2 separate regions of the Homo sapiens genome follow, and region 2 is linked to region 1. The links are chromatin contacts, found by Hi-C or POLR2A ChIA-PET in ENCODE. All regions are on one chromosome and are shown on one strand. Each heading gives the region's core, a stretch centred on a gene start or an enhancer-like site at or near the end of the contact. The rest is flanking DNA. Distances are from core to core; before and after follow the strand shown.

Region 1 (3,303 bases), core at 457-2,956:
CAATTTCCAGGCATAGGTTTTACAAAATGCTTCTGGATTATGGAAAAGAAATGTTCTTATAAAGACAGACTGTAACAAAACTAATCCTAGACCAGCACAGGAAATCATCTTCACTTGTGGGGGGAAAAAGGGGGGTGGGGGTGGGGACTAGAGAGGAGGGAGAAGTATGGAATGATTATCCCACAATAAAAAAAGAAATTGGCCAGGCTCAGTGGCTCACGCCTGTAATCCCAGCACTTTTGGAGGCTGAGGTGGGCGGATCACGTGAGGTCAGGAGTTCAAGACCAGCCTGGCCAACATGGCAAAACCCTGTCTCTACTAAATAATACAAAAATTAGCCAGACGTGGTGAAGAGCACCTGTAATCCCAGCTAATTGGGAGGCTGAGGTAGGGAGAATTGCTTGAACCCGGGAGGCAGAGGTTGCAGTGAGCCGAGATCATGTCACTGCACTCCAGCCTAAGCGAGACTCCTTCTCAAAAAATAAAAAATAAATAAAAGTAAATTTACATTTTGGTTTGGATACAGAGACTAAAAGGTCTCCTCTACCACCCCATAAATTCTAGTATCAGACCTTTAAACTTTCAGATGTTAAGAATTAGTTTATTCCCCAAAGGTTCAATTAGAACACAGCTGAAAAAAAAAAAATTCAGTATAGCAAACTGACTGATTCCATGATCTGATTTCATCACCGAGCAGTAGGAAGCATTTAGCTGGTCTACAGAGAGAGAGGTGTGTGGTTCTCTTGGCTAGAAGGCACAAAATCCAACTTTCTGTTCTTTTGGCAAAAGAAGGAATGTCCAATCAGCATAGTAGGAAGTAAGTAACAGAATTTCTAATTTTACAAAGTTAGTCAATTTCATGGTTAAGAAGTGCTGTTTTGATGGTAACCTTTACATTTTTACAACCCAACTATGAGTATTAAGTAGGGAAGATCCAACTAAGATAGTTATTTCAGGGGTAACGTCCCTTTCTCTCAAAGTTAAAACTCTTAATATAATTCACTTGGCTTGTAACATGGTATTTAGTCATTCTCATTCTTTGAATTGTTGCCTAATGCAAGCTTTCATTTGGATACACCACTCCCGTTGATGTTTATAGGACTGCCTTGCTATTAACCTCTAACCCAATTAGTCACCAAACTGACAGCATGCATTGCTATTTGGAAGCCAACTGCTTATGAAGGAATTTTTTTTTAGAATCTGAACAAAATGAGCCGTATTATGGCCACTTTATTTATAGTTTTTAACGAAGTATTCCAGGATATCTACAGTGACAAACTCAGGGTAAAAGCAAATCAGGTCCTTTGTGTGCACTGGGCCAGGGAGTGAGGGCTATTTTAAATAAAAATATGTTTTAAAAATTTAAAGGTGTAATCCACCTTCTACCATGGCCATCTCTCCCCTTTACTTCTGTTACCTCTGTTTATCTCAGTGATAGATAACTCCATCCTTCCAGTTATTCAGGCCAATAACCTTGAAGTCTTCTCTTTTTCTAACACTCTGCATCAAGTTCATCAACAAATTCTGCGGGCTCTACTTCAAAATACATCCAGAATCTGTCCTCTTCTCACACTCTCCACCATTACCACTGGCCTAAACCATCATATCTCTTGCTTGTTTTGTGGCAATACCCTCCCAGCTGCCACCTTGGTGCCGCCTACAGCTTATTCTCAACACAGCAGCAGGAAACAGCTTGTTAAAACGTTAAGTCAAATCATGTGCCTCCTCTGTTCAAAACCCTGCAAAGGCATCCATCACTCTCAGCAAAGCCAGAGGCCTGACCTGTGCTGAGACCTTCCTCCCATCTGCTCTCACCTCTTACTACTTGACGACTCTCCCCTCTCTCTCCACGCCAGCCACACTGGCCTCTTATCTGTTTCTCAGACATGTCAAGGGCTCTTTGCACTTGCTGTTCCCTCCATCTAGAACACTCCTTCTCCATGCCTGGAATGCTCCCTCACTTCCCTCAGAAGTCAAGTTAAATGTCACTTTCTTAGAGAGGTCTTTCCTCATCAAACTATTTAAAAAAGCAATGCCTCCCCATCCCATCACTCCTTAATTCCCTTACTCTGCTTTATTTTTCTCCATAGCATTTCTCACAGCTGACATGCTATATACTCACTTACATTATTTGTCTCTTCCCATTAGGATGTAAATGAATTTCATGAGGGCAGAGACTTGTCTGTTTTGCTCCCTGCTGTGTCCCCAGTGCCTACAACAGTGCCTGACATACACCAGGTGCTCAAGAAATAGTGGCTGAATTAATGAATAAATAAATGAATGAATACTAGACTTCCTCCCTTCTACTTCTCCTACTCCTTTTCTATACTACTTCTAATAATAGAATTGTTTGCCCATGACTCATTGATAAAGTTGTCTTGCATTTACTTCTCTAAGATCTATTTCAAACTAACTTATCCTGAGCCCACACCCAATAAATAAACAAGAACTTAAGAAACCAGCTTACTTACCTTCTAACTAAACATTAGGTGCTTGAATCTTTCCAATAACCTCTACCTGTTTCTAAGGGCCTATAATTTCTTCTGCCACAGTGTATAATTCAGCCAGTGTTTCTCAATCCTCAGGCATTCCCAGACCATCCACGGCAATTTTGCTTCATCTGTGTATCACCTGTGCTATTATTTTCTTAACAAGTTTTAAACCTGGCTCACTTTTATTCTTTAAAAAAAAATATGACTACAGAAATGAAGTGTTTGTTCATGAACCACCACTGGAGGTTACATATACCAAACTCTGGATTCACTTGAGCCAAAAAGTTTACCATGGGGCCTGTAATACCTTTAGGATGTAAAACAAACACACATACATACACACACATCCTTTTGCTTAACGCTATGTAAGTTAAAAACTGAAGTCACATTAGAATCAGATCATCTATGGACTCAAAATATATCATGAAGAAATGTCTAAATTCCTAGTCAGATTAATTCAGGCCATCAACACTAAGTTCCTAAAGAAAAAACCTGCCCAATTATCTGCTGGGTCCTTTGTAAAATATTACCTGCTAAAATGCTCTGGTAAAGAGCACACTGGTATGCTTTTCTAGAAAAGTTCTTTTTTTCTGATCACTATTCCATCTACCTAGCCATCTTTCTTCTTTTTTTCCTTTCTTTTAGGAGAGGATTGGTTGGGATGAAGGGCTCCTGGAGGGCACTTCCTAAATTTGACAGGTTTCTTTATAACAGCAATTTTGCAGTTGTTTTCTAGAGCTTTATCAAATTTGACTTCTAAAGCTCACTTTTCTACTTTAGAGAATGATATTAAGAATCCCTGATTAAGGAC
Region 2 (3,057 bases), core at 116-2,615, 44 kb before region 1:
TATACCAATTCCAATCTGAAGCCTTTGAGAACTTGAAGATAACACAGGCTCAGGCATTCTTACTCCTGCACCTGTACTTGCCGTCTTCATCAACCACCATCTACCCAGGGGGTCCTGGTTTGCCACACACTGAGGGGAGTTGCCAAAGTTCAAACAATTCCTGCTCTCTGTGTGTGATGAAATCATAAAACTCAACAGATAACTAAATAAAAAATTGAGGCTGCTTAACATAACTACAGATGCCCTCCCCCACCCAAATCCAATAGCACACAAAGAACATCCCATTGCTGGGCTAGACAGAGGATATTCCATTGCCATCTTGCCCCTGGGTCACTGAGTTTAAACTCTGGAAGCAGGAGCAGAAAACAGTGAATTTGAGAGACAGAGTTAAGAAGCTGAGAGATCCAGGTTAAACAGGACCCACCAAGAAGTGTGGCCTCAGCAGGTTCCCCCATTTTCCTGTTTGGGGCACACTTTTCACCTAGCAGCGCTCCACACACCAGGTCTTACTGCTCACTTCACAGAGGAAAACTGGAGACCCTGAGGGGCAATGCCATTCAAAGGAGCCAGCCATGAGCCAGTGTGTAATAGATTCCTCCAAGAGGTGTGCGGAGCGTGAGCCTAGATTCTTTGGAAGGCTGTACAGTTTAAAATCTAATGGTCTTTTATCACATAAACCCGAAGAGATCTCCAAACTTGATTTTATTTTTTTAAACCTGGTCTTTAAATAGTAAGAACATTAGTAAATCCCATGTGAAAGAACTTACAACCAAGCTGCAAAGGAAACCTGAGGGGTAATAAAAAAAAGCAGATTCTGCAATTTCAAAACTGTTTTATAATTTCCTGACTTTGGCAGGCTCATTGTTTAAATATGTATTTTGGATTGCTGCCAAAAAGGTCCTCCTCCCTAAAGCTTAACAGGTGCTTCATAAAATTCCACCCACCAGGAGATTTGGCTTTTTGAAGTAAAAACATTCAAAATCAATCACCAATACCGTTAATAAAAGCACACTATTCCTGAGTTAAAAAAAAAAAACTCTAAACATCTGTATTTAAGATGTTGAGAAAATAAAATATTGTCACAGGATTATGACCTCAGGCAGGAGAGACACCCAGGCAGATGCATTTAACCTGTGACACTGTTCTTTTATGAGGCTTCTCTCATTCAAATGAATGCAAGGAAAAAGTCTGAATAGATAAAAATGGTATCAATCTCCTCTTTCTGCTCAGGAACGGCAAACAAAGACAGCTTGCTTGTCGACTTCTAAGAAGCACACTGAAGCGGGGAGGGGAGAGGTCTACTTTGATCAGAGCCCTCCCCTCTGTCCCCTTATATAGTGAGGAGGGTAAAAACTTAACTTTTAAAGAACAGCAATTTAAATTCCACCCTTAAAATGGATCCCATCAGCTTAAAAGTATACCACTTACTTCCCCCCTCTTTTTTATTACTTCCTGTAAGGCATATATCATGGGCACATATGACCTCAATTTCACGCACTGAATTTTTCTCTACATTCAAATCTGCTTTTGTACTTTGTGACTTAATATTCAGTAACTAAGGTAATTCACATCATATTACAGCTTACTATTTATTCTCACAGGTATCTTATGAAAGACAGACTTTTTAATAATTATGCAGTTTGAAAATTAGTGGATTTCAGCCATTTTCAATCAGGGGCAAGGAATATTCTTTCTCTTAATGGTTTCTCTCACTTTAAGCAATACTGTATCTCAACTACTACTATTTAAGCTACCCTATCAAATTCTAAAATCTTCAGCCTATCTTTCCTTTAGGCAGCAATCTTACCTTTATTTAGCTCAAGAGAATTGGCCATAGATCCCTTACAGTTCTAAATTTCTATGATTCTGTAAAGGATGCTGAGGGATGAAGAAATATTTCCATTTTATTTTCTCATGGCCAACTTTAAAATAACACAAAAGACCGTAACGTGTCTTGATATACTACTGCACAATCTATAGTAATTAGATAAAGGAAAGCAATGCTACTGATCAAGTAATTCCTTACCTCTGGTTTAGCGATTTCATAAACTCAACAATTTCCTCTAACACTTTAATTTTTTTTTTTTTTTTGAGACGGAGTCTCGCTCTGTTGCCCAGGCTGGAGTGCAGTGGCGTCATCTTGGCTCACTGCAAGCTCCACCTCCCAGGTTCACGACATTCTCCCGCCTCAGCCTCCTTAGTAGCTGGGACTAGAGGCGCCCGCCACTATGCCTGGCTAATTTTGTTTTTGTATTTTTAGTACAGACAGGGTTTCACTGTGTTAGCCAGGATGGTCTTGATCTCCTGACCTTGTGATCCACCTGCCTCAGCCTCCCAAAGTGCTGGGATTACAGGTGTGAGCCACAGCGCCCAGCCTATTTTTTTATTTTTGAGACAGGGTCTTACTCTGTTGCCCAGGCTGGAGTGCGGTGGCATGATCACGGCTCACTGCAACCTTAGCCTCCCAGACTCAAGCAGTGCTGTCACCTCAGCCTCTCGAGTAGCTGGGACTACAGGCACGCATCACCAAGCCCGGCTAATTGTTTTGTATTTTTTTGGTAGAGATGGGGTTTTGCCATGTTGGCCAGGCTGGTCTTGAATTCCTGGCCTCAAGAATCCACCAGCCTTGGCCTCCCAAAGTGCTGGGACTACTGACACACCCCACCACGTCCAGCTAATTTCCTCTAAAATTCTTGTTCTCTCTGTTGACACGTTTCATGGTGCTTTGTCTTTCTGGAGTTTGTTTTACTATTGTATTTTGCAATTTATCAGATTTGAGAGCCATAATACATATTCATTCACTCATTCAATTTTACACAAATACATTGTCAAGTACTAGTAGCTTACAATAGTTTTATCTAGCAAAACCAAAGGAATACTATTTAAAATTAAACAAGTACCAATGGAACTACAAACCAGTGGAAAAGCTTTTTGGAGAAAGTACTGAGGAAGAAAAAACACAGGCTCTGTAGTAAGCACAACAACAGCAGCGCCCCAGCCATCTGTGCTCTAATTCCCATAACCTGTAAACATACTATACCTGTTGTAGCAAAAAGA

What was found. A loop is a pair of places that touch in the nucleus more often than their neighbours do. ChIA-PET counts read pairs that join two places held with the same protein, here RNA polymerase II (POLR2A). Pooled maps may share reads with other maps.
Region 2: a map of PC-3 shows a loop between it and region 1 (2.6-fold over the local background). The contact joins two enhancer-like sites. A Hi-C loop is called at or near these places in 2 of 168 maps with a recorded cell type or tissue (PC-3 and endothelial cell of hepatic sinusoid), 2 of 37 single-sample maps with no recorded cell type and 3 of 50 pooled maps. POLR2A ChIA-PET finds 5 or more read pairs at or near these places in 9 of 52 experiments (AG04449, BJ, HepG2 and 6 more).

What each region holds. Positions count from the first base shown.
Region 1 is chr10:74,922,239-74,925,541 of GRCh38, reverse strand. The region is part of intron 3 of KAT6B (lysine acetyltransferase 6B); the gene reads right to left. Among named protein-coding and RNA genes, the nearest start is that of KAT6B, 97 kb to the right of the region's middle. Within about 2 kb of position 1,706, at least 9 of the 41 ENCODE cell types and tissues checked have a DNase peak (open chromatin) inside an H3K27ac peak, as active enhancers do; they include PC-3, where a contact is called at or near this core.
Region 2 is chr10:74,966,364-74,969,420 of GRCh38, reverse strand. The region is part of intron 4 of KAT6B (lysine acetyltransferase 6B); the gene reads right to left. Among named protein-coding and RNA genes, the nearest start is that of SNORD172, 54 kb to the left of the region's middle. Within about 2 kb of position 1,365, at least 6 of the 41 ENCODE cell types and tissues checked have a DNase peak (open chromatin) inside an H3K27ac peak, as active enhancers do; they include PC-3, where a contact is called at or near this core.